2 separate regions of the Mus musculus genome follow, and region 1 is linked to region 2. A link is a contact called in ENCODE Hi-C or POLR2A ChIA-PET data. All regions are on one chromosome and are shown on one strand. The core of a region is the stretch at or near the end of the contact, and the rest is flanking DNA. Distances in the headings are between cores, read along the strand shown.

Evidence for each region. A loop is a pair of places that touch in the nucleus more often than their neighbours do. ChIA-PET counts read pairs that join two places held with the same protein, here RNA polymerase II (POLR2A).
Region 1: a loop to region 2 is called in a map of left cerebral cortex, with 3 times the contacts of the local background. The contact joins the enhancer-like site here to the promoter of Slit3 in region 2. A Hi-C loop is called at or near these places in 1 of 37 maps with a recorded cell type or tissue (left cerebral cortex). POLR2A ChIA-PET finds 5 or more read pairs at or near these places in 1 of 5 experiments (embryonic stem cell).

Annotation. Positions count from the first base shown.
Region 1 is chr11:35,337,168-35,344,006 of GRCm38, forward strand. All of the region lies in intron 4 of Slit3 (slit guidance ligand 3), which reads left to right. Among named protein-coding and RNA genes, the nearest start is that of Gm46277, 53 kb to the left of the region's middle. Within about 2 kb of position 3,749, at least 1 of the 3 ENCODE cell types and tissues checked has a DNase peak (open chromatin) inside an H3K27ac peak, as active enhancers do.
Region 2 is chr11:35,119,603-35,126,411 of GRCm38, forward strand. It overlaps Slit3 (slit guidance ligand 3), which reads left to right and starts at 1,854. Exons shown (of 36, transcript NM_011412.3): 1 at 1,854-2,109. The coding sequence starts at 1,913.

The sequences.
Region 1 (6,839 bases), core at 2,499-4,998, 220 kb after region 2:
GCAGCATTTCTCAAATCTCCTTCTGATCTTGGCCTGACCCTGCCTGTAGTCTTCCTCATGGGTCCCCACCACTTCAAATTCAGAAGGGCACACATGCTTCTGTGGTCTGGTCTAGTTCCCATTCTGGCTGATTTTTATTTATTTATTTATTTTTTATCATCCTGTGTATGTAGTCACTATACTACAGTTTTTTTTTTTCATATTTATTTCTGCCGATGTCTCTCTTCCTCTTCACTACTTCTGCTTCTTTTCTGATACCAAACCTCTTGTAACTCTCAGGTGGGGTCATGTAGCCTGATAGCTCTGTACTGTCTTCTTTACCAACAACAACATAACAGCACAGAAGACACGCTTGTTCATGGGCATCCAGCAGAAGTCAGCCACCTTCCAGGCTCCAGAGCCTCAGACACACACTCCTTCGAGGATCACCCTGCACAGGGCTGAGTTCCTGGACATCCTGCCTGGTGGCTCTCTCTCTGCAGGACCAGTGCTCAACTTGGCACATCGTCATTGCTCCAGCCTAGACCAGATGGGGATTGACGGCATCTGCAAGGTTGTTCCTCACCCCGCTGGCTCTGCGCCATGGGGACTGGGAACCTCCTAGCACAGCTATCTGGGGCCCTTCGTGGGCTATTCCTTATCCACACTGCCCACCACCAGTCACTCTCATTGTCACACGAAAGCATCTCATTTGACTATTAACAGATTGTTGTCTGTAAGGTTTTTTTTTTTCTTATAGAAATATATACCTGGGTTGTTGGGTTATTTTGTTTTGTTGAAAATGGCAGGATAGAAATGTTATTCTTAACATTTCTTCTTTCTCTCTCCCCTTCTTCTTCCTTTTCTCGTCTCTCTTCTTGAAGCCTAGCAGGAGTTCCCTTAAAGCAGGATTTATTGTACTTTTACAACCGAAAAGGGAATACTGCTTACCAGCGTGACTAGTGGAAAATTTCCAAGCTGTACCGTTCAGTGGTTTCTATTACCTAATAGAGAGATAAATAAGCCACGGTTCTTCTTAAGGACTGGCTTTTAATTAGATTTTTAATGGATACTCTTTGACTTGCCCAAGCATAAGTACTGCTGCATTAGTTCATTATTGTGATTAAAAGCAGCCAATAATGATCATAGCTAAATAATTTTCCTCAAGTGTTCTTGCTCGGTATGATGCCCCGAGTGCTGGCAGCAACTGGCCTGAGCGTGCTCTCTTTCGTTGGTTGCACTTCAGAGCTGCTGGTGAGAGTCCAAGGCTGGGAAGCCCGCAGGTGCAGAAGTGCAGACCCTCAGCGCCAGGACTGTGTGATTGTACGGTGCTAATTACAACACAGCCCACTTCCTTTTCTCTGAAGTTTGAGGTTCCTAGAAAACTTAGACCTATTGGAATATATCCGGAAGCGTACTTATGTCACTGGTTGGGAAAAGCTCAAATACCTGGATGCCTGTCGGTGAGCCTGCAGCCGGCTGGCAGGAAGGCTACAGTGTCACGGTTCGCTGGACTGAAGTAGAACCTGTGACCTTCTTTCTGCCTCCTGAGATGTTTTTAGAGGATTTAGAGGTGGATCAATTTCCCAGAGGCCCATTGCCCTTATGAGGTGATAATCTGCTTTTTCATTCTCATGTTCATGTGTGCGTGTTTGTGATCTGTGTATGGCTGCACACAGGAGCAGAAAGCAGAGGTCAGTTGAAGGTGTCAGTTCTCACCTTGATTTGTTGAGACAGAGTCTCTCACTGGTCTGGGACTTGCTGACTAGACTGGGACTAACCAGCCACAAGAATCCTCCTGTCTATGCCTCTCCAGTACTGGGATTATAAGTTATGCACAGCCACACCTGGCTTTTTAACAAGCACAGAAGGGATGGAACTCTGGTCCTCACGCTTGCACATCAAGCACTTTGTGGCTGCCTCCCCGGCTGCTGGTCGGCTCTGTTCTTTATCCTAGCTGCCTAGCTATCCTCTGTCTGTCTGGATACACTGTGTTTCGTCGACCTTCACATGCACATTTGCTGAAAGGATAAAGAAGAGGATGGACATCTTTATGAAGATATGCCACAAAGAAAGGATGCAACATGCATAATTACTATTCATGTTGACTCTGCTTATTTATTCTGTCTTTTTTTAGGCATGGATTTTAATCTGTTATTCTCTTCACAAATGGCACGTTGTTGTCATAGCGATATATCACGGGTGCTTTCCCACGCCATTAAATCATCTTCTACAAAATGCCTTTTGAGATCTGCCAAGGATGCCATTACATAAATGTAACCATAATTTATTAATTTCTGTCTTTTGTTGAACATTTGGATGACGTTAAAGCTTATATTATTATTGGCAACTTATCAATTCATTAAAAAAACAAACCATAATTATTTCCTTGGGTGAACACTTGAGATACTTGTCAGAGGCTGTAGAGATTATCAGTGGTAGGCCCTGGCACATTGTCTTCTAAAGAGGCTGAACATGTGAGCAGTTTAGACTATATAAGGAGTGGTTACTTCTACATGTGTTTTTAAGCATACCGAACTATTATTTTTAAGTGGTTTTTTTTTTCTTTGTAGGTTTCAAGAATGGTGGTTGTTAGCTGTTTTAATTTTGAATTTCTTATTTTGGAAACTGCCTCTTTTTGTACTTCACCCACCTTGGGATGCTAACTTTGGGATCATGTATCTTTTGAAGGATTCAGTTCTACTTCACTAAAAAGCAAATCTTCCCCTGGCTGCCTATATCATCACTTCATGCTAAAGGGAAGCAAAGATCAACTCTGGGTTCAGGATTGAAGAATCAACCTTGAAGACTCTCCAGATGCGTGCAGCCAACTCTAGACAAAGCCACGCAGTAAATGTCATGGCGAACCTGGGTTTTATTCACTGTTCTGTAGTTAGACCAGGTTTGTAGCTTTGTGAGCTTTAGCTAGGCTGCTTTTCCTCTGTGAGCCTCTGTTTCCCCACCTGGCCAATGGAGAAAGACACTTATCCCACACAAAGGCAGCAGACATCGAAAGCTGCTGAGCTTACCACTAAGAGGCTCCAGAAGTTAACAGGGACCATTCTCTGCTCAAACATGTTACTTTCTAGTTGCCTTTCCTTTGATGTAACTACTGAATGTATGTGTGTGTGTGTGTGTGTGTGTGTGTGTGTGTGTGTGTGTGGTGTGTTCTCTTTATGTGTCTCTCGTATCTGTCTCATGTCTCTGCTTCCCCGTGTCTATGTATTTCATTTCTGTTTGTGACCCTCTCTGTCTCCAGCAATCTCTCTCTGACTCCTGTCCTTTGTCTCTATTGCTTTTGTCGTTGTATCTCTCTGTGTGTCTCCTGTCTCTGTCACAGTCTCTCTCTCTGTTTCTCTGTCTCTCTGTCTCTCTCTGTCTCTCTCTGTGTGTCTCTTCTATGCCTGTGTCTCTCTATCTCTCTTGTCTGTGTGTCTCTCTACCTTTCTGTGTATGTCTGTCTCTCTGTCTTTGCCTCTGTCTCTCTGTCTCTATGTTTCTCTCTGTGTGTCTCTGTCTCTCTCTCTCTTCATAGGAGTCTTCCCTTTGTGTCTCTCTATGTCTCTGTCTCTCTGTCTCTGTCTTTCTGTGTGTTCTATGTATCTCTGTCTCTCTCTTTCTCTCCGCCCTCCCCCTCCCCCGTCCCCCGGAAGTGACAAAGGGAAAGAGATACATGTCGTTTTAGAAAGAGATCTGTGAGCTCCTGTGAAGCTCTTGGGCGGTTGACACTTTTCACCTTCACACTGGCTCAGAGCCATGGAAAGAGAACTGTTCCGTTCCCAGGAACCAAGGATGTCCTGGCCAAGCCAGCTTGTCCTCTACACTCCCTAGCAGTAAGCAGGGTGTGCCTGATGTGGCTGAGTGCAAGGTCATGGAAAAGGTCAAATCTAAAAGAGGATGATGGTTTTGGTGACTTGTTGACTCAAAAGTATTCTCAAGAGTCACTGGCTTAGAGCCTCTGGGAACACCAGGATATAACAGACAGGCTACTCAAGAGGGGCAAAAGGGGGAAATAGGCCATAAGAATGCCTGGAACTTTGGGCCCTGCTCAGTGTGATGGTATCCATTGGGTAGGGGATGCTGCTTCTGTCATTTTGATCCTAACACCTTGGGTAGAACATATTTGGGGCAGGTGTGGAAGAGTCTTATGAGCATTTTCAATTCTGTGGAATTAATTCTCTGAGCATTGTGGGTGGTGTCCGCAGGCTGAAAGCTGACTGAATCTTTCTGTCGGTATTATTATATAGGGCCGCTTAAGAAGTGAACCTCTCTCCTCTGAATTCTGTTTCTTTAAGGGCCATATTAATATTTCTCACACCTCTCTAAAAGCAAAAGTGTGAAAGATAAAGTGAAGTAGTAACCATGGGTGATAAAAATTCATAGTGTCCAGCCAAGCAAACAGCTTACTAAGTGCTGGAGAAGAGCCCGAAAAGCTCTCAGTTTCCCTTCTGTTAAAACAAGGAGGGAGGAGAGCTGCCCTGCCGTAAAGCTATGGTAGTATGGAAATCTATGCACAATGTCCAACCTATCACAGGAATATCCCTAGAACCCGGCTGCCGTGCCTAGACTGGATTTGATACTGAAAGAAGTTCCATCTCCCGGGACAATAGATTAGAGAGAGGACATGGGTCGAGCTGATGTAGCAGCAGGCAGGCACGAGGAACAGGAACACTAAGCTCTGGCCAACTGTTGAATCAATATCTATGAAACCCCGCAAGATGTCGGTCAACTTTGCCTCTGTCTCTTTCCAACTCTGTGACCAGAGTCAGAGTGCTTACCCACCCCACCCTCCTCCGGCCCCCCTGCCTCTGTTGTATCTGTTATAAAGAGAAAAATCCAAATGCTGACTCTTTGCAAGTAGCAGATGAGATCACATATCAGAAAATATTCACATGCTATAAGGCCCGCCACATACTGGGCATTCACCAATGGGACCATGATTGCTGTGATTGGATTAAAGTGCAGAAAGTGAGTTTCCATTCCAGCCATCCAGAGAGTCAAGATACAGTTTCCCAGAGCCAAGAACTGGCAAAAAGTTCTTTCCCCTAATCTCCCTCCCACTTCAATAAGTGTCCTTCCAGGGAGTCAAAGAAGGTGTGTCCCAAGAGCTGAGTACGACCTGTAACAATGTAAGAAGATGTATCTTCTTAGGAAAAGACAGTAACAGAATGCCATTTTTGACACCAAGCCCAATGGAAGGTGTGCATTAGCAATGGGCTGGTTTTGTAGTTTAAGCTTTTCCTTTACAAAAGTAATTTACTCTGCTAAGTACATCTCCTTAACCAATATGCTATCCCAGTATAGATTAGAGAATGGCTTTTTCATATCATCCAATAAATTAAAAGCAGTCTTCTCTGTGAATAAATCCAGAATTCATGCTGTCAGGATTTATGTTTGGAGGAAATAGAGGAAATGTATCCTTAAGGAAATATTTGCAGTCATTGTTAACACCTTCTTCTCCTTCTGCTGGCTGCTTCTAGTACCTTAATATAAACGTGCGAGCTGTTAGCGTGAGATGCACATTCCAGAGCTTCGGGGCCACCTGCCTGTGTGGCTGACTTGTTATTTAAATTCCCTTTGCATTTCACAGATTTAAATACTGCCAGGGCCCTGATTTATGGTGTTCACATTGCACATATAAAACTTTCACTACGATCTCCCTGCATCCCATGCACACAGAGGAGGAAGTTAAAAACAGTCTTAGGTGGAATGGATCCTGGAGCAAAGAGTCCCTAATAGGGTATAAAGACAGAGTAAAGTATCCAAGAAACTTTTGGAATGTCGCAGTGTTCGAGAGCCTGGATTCTGAGAAAATTGTCCCTATCCTTTCCATTCCAGAAGGGAATCAGGACAGGAGAGGGATTAAAGACTAAAGATGGCGGGTGAGGGAGAGATTACAAAAAGATGCTGTCTGCTCCGTGTAGGAATTCACATTCCCTCCTTTCTGGAATGGATCTAAAGCAAGGCAGAAGAGGAATTCTGTAAAGGATGGTCAGACTCATATGACCCTGGAGGATGCAGAGGTAATTACTTAAGGACCTGCTCTGGTGTGGCCAGTTAGAGTCTGGTGTGTACAGCTTGTAGTAGCCCCTGTCTGGCATTTAGCATGACCACACTCTTGCCTGTGGGTATTTTCAGTCATTGAAGCATGAATTTGTGCAGGTTTTATACTTGAGTTTGGGAAAGGACAAGAAATATACCAAAACGGAGCAATAAGTGTACTGTAAAACACAATTCTAGTTAGGAAAGGTTTCCTCCTGAGCAAGTTTACACACACACACACACACACACACACACACACACAGGCCTTTGTGTCAAACTAACTGCATGGAATTCTTCTAGCATGACATGGATTCAGACTGTGCTCAAGGCAGGGCGTCTTGTGCCTGGGTGTCTTTCTGTCCAGAGAGCATGGCGGGGCAGGGAATCATTCATTCATCATGGTGCTTGTCTTTCTCCCACTGTGAGGGATATTTCTTCAGGGGTATATTGTGAACTTAGATTAATGGCAATCTATCTAGCATTTTCCCAGTTAAGGCTGGGAACATCCCACTGATGTTATTTCACAGTCTTCCTGGCCAAACACAGATGGATCCTGTGTATAAGGTTTGTGGACAGCAGCAGAGCCATCTTGTGTGGGGACTGGGTTGAACTCTGTAAGAGGGTCAGACAGAGACAGAATGGAAGACCTAACTGATACTGCAAAAAGGGCGTCTCCACTGAGCCCCAGTGGGTGCAGCTGACAGGCTGTGACTACAACCACAGCTATTATATGGTGGACCATGGAGTTGAGGCTGTGGGTGGATGAGCCTCTGTAAGGTCAGTGGCATGTATTGTTCTGACTAAAGGAAAATTATGCA
Region 2 (6,809 bases), core at 604-3,103:
GGGCGATGGCGGCAGCAGCTGGGCAGAAACAGTTCCCAAGAATAACAGCAGAGAACTGAATCTCACGTGTGTGCTGGGGTTGGGGTATAAGTGTGTGGGGGTGGGGGGGGGGAGCTGGGGGGCAATTGAGTCCTTAGAGCTAAGTCTCTGAAAATATGCTAGCTATAATAAAATAAAATTTGCACCTCAGCTATATATTTACAGTGTGTAGTCAAGTAGCTAAAAGTTTCCTTTAAGGAAAATAGAAGAATCTGAGTAGCATTCATATGAGGGAAAAGAGAGTTCTCAGGCGCATAGTGGTTAGTGGTATGTGAACATACATGTTCTTCTCTGTATGTGACTGCATATTTTTTGTGTGTGAAAGTGCATGTGTTTTATAGTTAAGAGTATAGGGGTGTGGGGGGGTGTAGTGTGTGTGTGTGTGTGTGTGTGTGTGTGTGTGTGTGTGTGTGTAAAACCAAGGCTATTTCAGACCTTTCCAGTACAAGAGGATCTCAAGGAAGTCTGGGCAATATTTCCTCCAGTTCCTGCCCCTTCCCTTCAAACAAACAAACAACATCATTCCTACAAGTATGTATGGAGCCTGTAACATGGCCCTTCCCCACCGGCATCTGGAAAAGCTCAGACCAGCCAATTTAGAGCAGGCACTGGCAGAATGAAGGCAAGGCTGGGGAGGAGGGGGATGGGGAATAGGTCCCTTGCATGCTACTGCACTATTTTATAAAATCACGTTCTTTTCTTTGATGTGCAAGGGAAGTCTGTCAGAACGGTGGCACCTTGAAATAAGGAAATAAAGGTCCGCAGGTGACATGATTGCCCCTTAGTCCCCTAGACAGGAAGCAGATGAAGTGATGGTGTCAATACCGGGGTCCAAGTTCTTACATTTACTACAGAGAGAGAGAGAGACAGAGAGATAGACAGACAGACTGACTGACTGACTGACTGACTGACTGTGACTGTGTGTCTGTGTAGTGTTCTCTAATCTGTAAGTCCTCTAGGAAATAGTTGTTGGCCTTAGCTGTGAACACTAATTAGGGTAGGGGCAAAGTTTCCACGGATAAATGTGTCAGGGTACAGAATGCCTAGTAGCTGTATGGTCTCGGATAATCATTTCACTTAGTCCAACTTTGACTCTTTCACCTAAAACATGAAGCCTAGTTTCTGATGCTCCCATGTGGGTATTCTGTATCCAGCTCGGTGACTGAATTAAAAAAAAAAAATGAAGCCACGAGGTTTATCAGTTCTTGGCTCCCAAGAATAAATGAATTTCAATGTTTCTTTCCTGGCGGCCCGGGCTGGCCAAGTCCCTTTCCTTCCCAGTTGGGTCTCTCTAGCTCCCCTGCTGCCTCCTCCCTACAGGCTCTTGGTTGCTCCAGCAAAGTTCCCAACTTAGTCGACGTGACGCTCAGCGCAGCCAATGGGAGGCGGAGCTGGTGTTTTGGGAGGGGGGCGGGAGGGGCCGGGCCCCGCGTCTCCGGTGTCTACCCTGCTCAGTGAATGGAGAAAGCGAGCGCCGGCTAGCTCTCCGGACCACTCCGTGCCCCAGCCGCCTCTGTGCTCCGCAGCCCAGCCCTGAGCCGGACTTCCCGGGGCACGGTGCTCCCTGGCGCTCAGTCCAGGACCCAGACAGAGCCCTCACCTCTACCGGCGACCCAGAGGGACCCGAGGGCGCTCGGTACCTGGGCACCGTGAGTGATGCGCAGCGGGGCAGCGCCAGCCCCACGGATGGAGCTGCTGCCGCCGCCGCCCGGCGCGCCCCGCTCCGCCCGCACCCCGTGCGCCTGAGCGCCGCGCCCGCCCCTCCTCCGCGCTAACTCCGCCGCCCGCCCCCCAGGCCGCCCGCGCGCCTCCTCGGGCTCCTCGTGTCCCGCCTCGCCAGGCATCCTCCTCTGGGTGCGGGCGCTTGTGCACCATGGCCCTCGGCCGGACCGGGGCCGGCGCCGCTGTGCGCGCCCGCCTGGCGCTGGGCTTGGCGCTTGCGAGCATCCTGAGCGGACCCCCTGCTGCCGCCTGCCCCACCAAGTGTACCTGCTCCGCCGCTAGCGTGGACTGCCACGGGCTGGGCCTGCGCGCCGTTCCTCGGGGCATCCCCCGCAACGCAGAGCGCCTGTGAGTACCCACCCCGCCCGCCCGCTCAGGCCACCCACCCGGCTGGCTCCTACAGAGTCGCCCTCAGGGCGCAGGTCCTTCTTTCCTCTCCGGTGCATGGGGGACGATCCCTACTCCCCTACCCCTGCTGTCAGACACGCTCAATAAGTTGGGGGTGGCGTGGCTTTGGGCAGGTGTGGAGAGAAGTGTACGAGTTGCCCCCGCGATGGGACCGCGTAGTGCCTCCCTGGTTGAGGGCACCGGGGGCTTATCCGCTGACAGATCGGGAGAATAAAGCTAGCAGAAGGCTAGCGCGGAGGAGTGGGGGGGTGTCAGAGAGCGTGGTGGTCTCAAGGTTTGGGGTTGGGTATGAGGGGTCCATTACCCCTTGCTTCTTAAAGAGGGAGAGGCGAGGTAGCAAGCTAGACGGAGATGGGGAGTTTCGATCGCAGAGACCTGAGAGCCTCCTTCCCGGACCCCCTCGCCCCCCCCCCAAAAAAAAAACCTGCGACCCTCCTGGAGATCAGAATGGGCCAGCTGCTGTGTGGCTGTCCTTGCTAGGAAAGTTGAGTGTGTACGAAAGAGGTCTTAACTTCTGAAAAACCGGACGGATTCTGAGTGGGTGCTCTCAACACCCTCCCTGCCTGGAGTGCAGCATTGGGGATGCCAAGTTGCAGCCCGGGTGAATTTTTTATGGCCGGGTTATAAATGCCTCCCCAAACGGGCCGGAGAATGGAAATGCTGACAGCCCTTTAAATGAGACCTAGCGCTATAATCTTACAAACCGCACTCAGCCTCGGATCCTGGGGTTGGCAGCTAGCGGAGAGGCTCTTGGAGAGTGGGGTGGATTGACCCTCGTTTTAACCCCAATTGTGCAACCAAATATTTACTTTTCTTATGTCAGCGTTTTGGAAAGATTTATCATTTTGATCCTCACGACCAAATTCAAAATTTGGCCTCCGGGGGTGGGCTCCTTTTAGTCCACAGTTGGGGGCGGGGTGAGGGAGTATGGAGCCCTGGTGGTGGAGGGAGCTGGAGCCTCTGAGTGGGTGAAGGCTTGCCCTAGTCACAATTCCAGCCATTGCACTGCCCAGTTGCTCTCTACCCAGCCTGTCTCAGGGTTAGCATACGGGTCTTCTTCAGTCCTGCCTACTTCAGGTCAGGAAAGAGCCGGGTTGTCCTAGCTGCCCACCACTGTTATCACCCCTACCGCCTCCCCACACCTCCCCCTTTCTTCTTCTTGGCTGTCTAGGCAGAGACTTCCTAGAAATGCTTTCTTTATTCTGGGTGTTTTCTTTTGTTTGTTGTTTTCAAAGTGCAGTGATTGTTCTGTTGTTTAGACTGTAGAAATTCTGGAGGGCTGGCCCTGAGTCTTCATTAACACCAGGAAATTAGGATCAGAAATGCAAACCGACCTGCCCAATAAAACAGGGCAAATATGCCACCAGAGAAAGGGGCTGGAATCCAGGCATCCACACCTTCATTCAGGTTTTGTATTAGACCCTATTTGTGAAAAATCTCATTTAAATGGTATTTTTAGGTATGTATAAACTAAGTTCCCCTTCTCACATGAATGCTGCAGACGAGTTAGTGAGATGATAAATGTTTAGTGGGTGCTTCCCTGAGACATGTTGCATTTCCCTTCTTCCTTGAACCTCCCACGGTCCTATTTCTTACATAGCCAATACTCATTACTCGGCCTCATCCCATCTGTCCTGCATCCATGGTCATGTAACCGGTTAGTCCCAGCCTGCCAGGCTTCTAAGCCCAGGTCTCCCACCAGTCTGTAGACTCCTTAGAACCAGAGTCAGTTTGGGCCAAGATCTCTATAAACAGACCGTCATGAGAGGGCCTGGCTGGGTTTGAGTCTTCCTGTAGCACCAGGTTGCCTCTGCTGTTGGTATATACTGCCATCATTCATCTTGCTTTAACACCAGCTCTTTTTACTTGGGGTCATTATTTTCCGTAGTCAGAATCACAGAGTCAGCTTGGGAGGATCAGAACAGCGGGCCCCTCTCTTCTGGCTAGTCGGAAGTTTTCAACACCTGCAGCCAGTATGCCACCAGCCACTCCCCCTGGAGACCCTGAGGACTTGGGACATCTCCTTCGCTCTGCAGCTGTAGACAATTGATAAAGACCTGAATCCAGGCATTCCCAGGGGTCCCTCTTGCTATAGCCATGGTGACTGCCCATCATGGGCAAAGTAGGTGCTGCTCTGCCACGTCTGTGGTTGCCTAGTGTAGCGTTGGTCACTGCTGTAAGGGCATGCTTGAGACAGAGCTACCAAGGCTGAGCTCTTAGTGTCTTTCTAAGACTGGAGCCTTTTAAGGACAAGCAGGGTCAGGGCCACCTCGGGTTTAAGGGCAGCCCACCAACAGCCCTTCGCCACCCATCGGGCCCTCAAAGACTCTAATGGGGCGTTGTGGAACTGTTCTTCGACACCACATTAAGGATTTCAAATTTGTCATCCCCCCTCCCTTCCATTCAATAAACATTGCTTGAAGCTTCTATAGCATTCCTATCCCTCGTCCATAAAATCATTGCATACACAAAGGAAAACCAGCACTTCAGCTTAAAGGATGTGGGCAAAGGTCGGAAGTGGGAACCTTTTTTGATGAACCCTTTAAGTCCCCTGGGGGGTCCTTTAGTCACGGGACACTGATTTTTATCAGCAGAACCATTAGAAGCTCATGACCTTCCAACAGTCTGGCTTCTGATCCCCACTGGTGAAACTGTTGTAAAACAAAGACGCGGTGCTTTCCCCAGCCTCCATTTCTGATACTGTCTTCCAGAAAGTACTCTTGTGAAGGAGTGTGTGTGTGTGTGTGTGTGTGTGTGTGTGTGTGTGTGTGTGCGCGCGCGCGTGCCGCGCGCGTCTCCCCTAGTCATATGCCCTTAAGGGCAGCTTGAGCGGGAAGGATGTAGTTCCCATTTGGACTTGGCTTCCAGCTAGGAGTGGGGTCTGAATTGCTCGTCATTAAGTCACTATCAGAGTTGGGGGATTGTCTGTGTTCCAAGTTCTTCCCCATAATGTCAGCACATCACACAGAGAAGGAATGCCTGTCTTTTATAAACTACTGACAGTTTTTCCCCTCCTAGAGGAGGAGGTGACACCCACAAGCAAGCTAAATAAACGGAGGGGAGAATTCAGTGTCATTTATTATCCGAGCAGCAAAGACAGAGGCCCAGGAAGGAGAGGAAGTGGATGGAGTTTCTTGAGACAAAACATTTACCAGGGAGTGCAGGGTAAACAGATGTTGCATTTGTCCTTCTGAGTACAGAAAGAACCCACAGATGTAATTCTTCCTCGACCACAGCCTCCGCCTGGATGAGAATGAACCCCCATGTGGGGCCCCTTCTCCCAGCCTCGCCGAGGCAGGCAGAGGCCCACCTCTCACCCACAGCTAGGTGGTGGCAGTGGGAGTCGGAGTGGACATCTTTGCTTTTTTCCACTTGGCTCCAGAACATGCTGGAAACTGCTGTATTTAAATAAACATTTCCTGTTTGCTAAGGAGAGCGGGCGAGAGTCTGAAACGTGAGAACGTGGTAACTTAATTTTCTCCATCACTCCAGATGACAGCGAGCTTTGCCGGTGGTTGGGTCCAATAAAAACCGACACCATGTCATAGGCCTTCCCTCACTTGACCACAGAGGTCCAGAGGTCAAGTGGGAGACTTTCCAAGATGTTCAACGGCCAAGCCTAGCGTTTTCTGGTACTCCCAGCCTTCAGGGCCAGCTTAGGGGACCAGAGACTATATGGCAAGTATGGGGCCTCTCTGGACCAACCATGGTGATGTGGCTTTTCAGAGAAGCACGGGTCTCTCCTGAGTCACTCCTGAGCCAGGAGGATCTGTCCTCCAGCCCACTGTACCTCTGGGCTTCTCTCCTTAAAGTAGGATTGGAGTGTGGGCTTGGTGACTTTTTCCTTGTGTAATCACCTATTCACTCTTCATCTGTGCCTAGGCCAGTGTTTGGCACCTGGGAAGTTTTCAACAACTATATCTTGAATGAACCTAAAAAACAGGGCAGGATGGGCTCTCAGAGATTTGCATTTTGACGAGTGGCTAAGGGCTACCTCCTAGTAGCCTATTACATGAGATACTGTTATCTAAAATTCGAATTTCATGAACTAGAATTACTGCCTTGGTAGAGTTTCCCCCAAGACTCTTACTGCCTGATCCACTCTGAAGTCTCATTGCTAGGCGTTGCTTAGCAACATTGCAACACTCCTACTGTGCACATGCCAATGGAAAGAGCCAGTGATCCTGACTACTTCTGCCCCTGGACTTTCTAATCAGGACCTCATCAGTGGCATCCTGGGCTCTCTGTGGTTTTTGATTGCCACTCTCCTGGCATTAATTGATGTGTATTTGGAGGGTCATTATTGAGTTTTGTTTCTGCTGGTCGTCTGGGTTTTCCATTCTGCCCTGGGTTTTGCATTGTTATTTTGTTTCTCTGTAGTTCTATTGTCTGAATTCACCCCCCACCCCCCACCCCACCCACAGCACATTTGGGAAAGTGGAAATAAAGAGCCTGGTGAGGTTGGGCAAGAATCCTTCGTTGCCCTCTAGGCCGTTTGGAACATGGGCTTCTGGCAGCTTTGGAGCCAAAGCTTGGGTTTGGAGGCCTGTTCTGTGGCATGCACGCCTGCTCTGCACCTCTGGGCCTCTCTGGACTGCAGTATGTTTAATCCCTTTGTAGCTCACTTCCACACCTGTAAC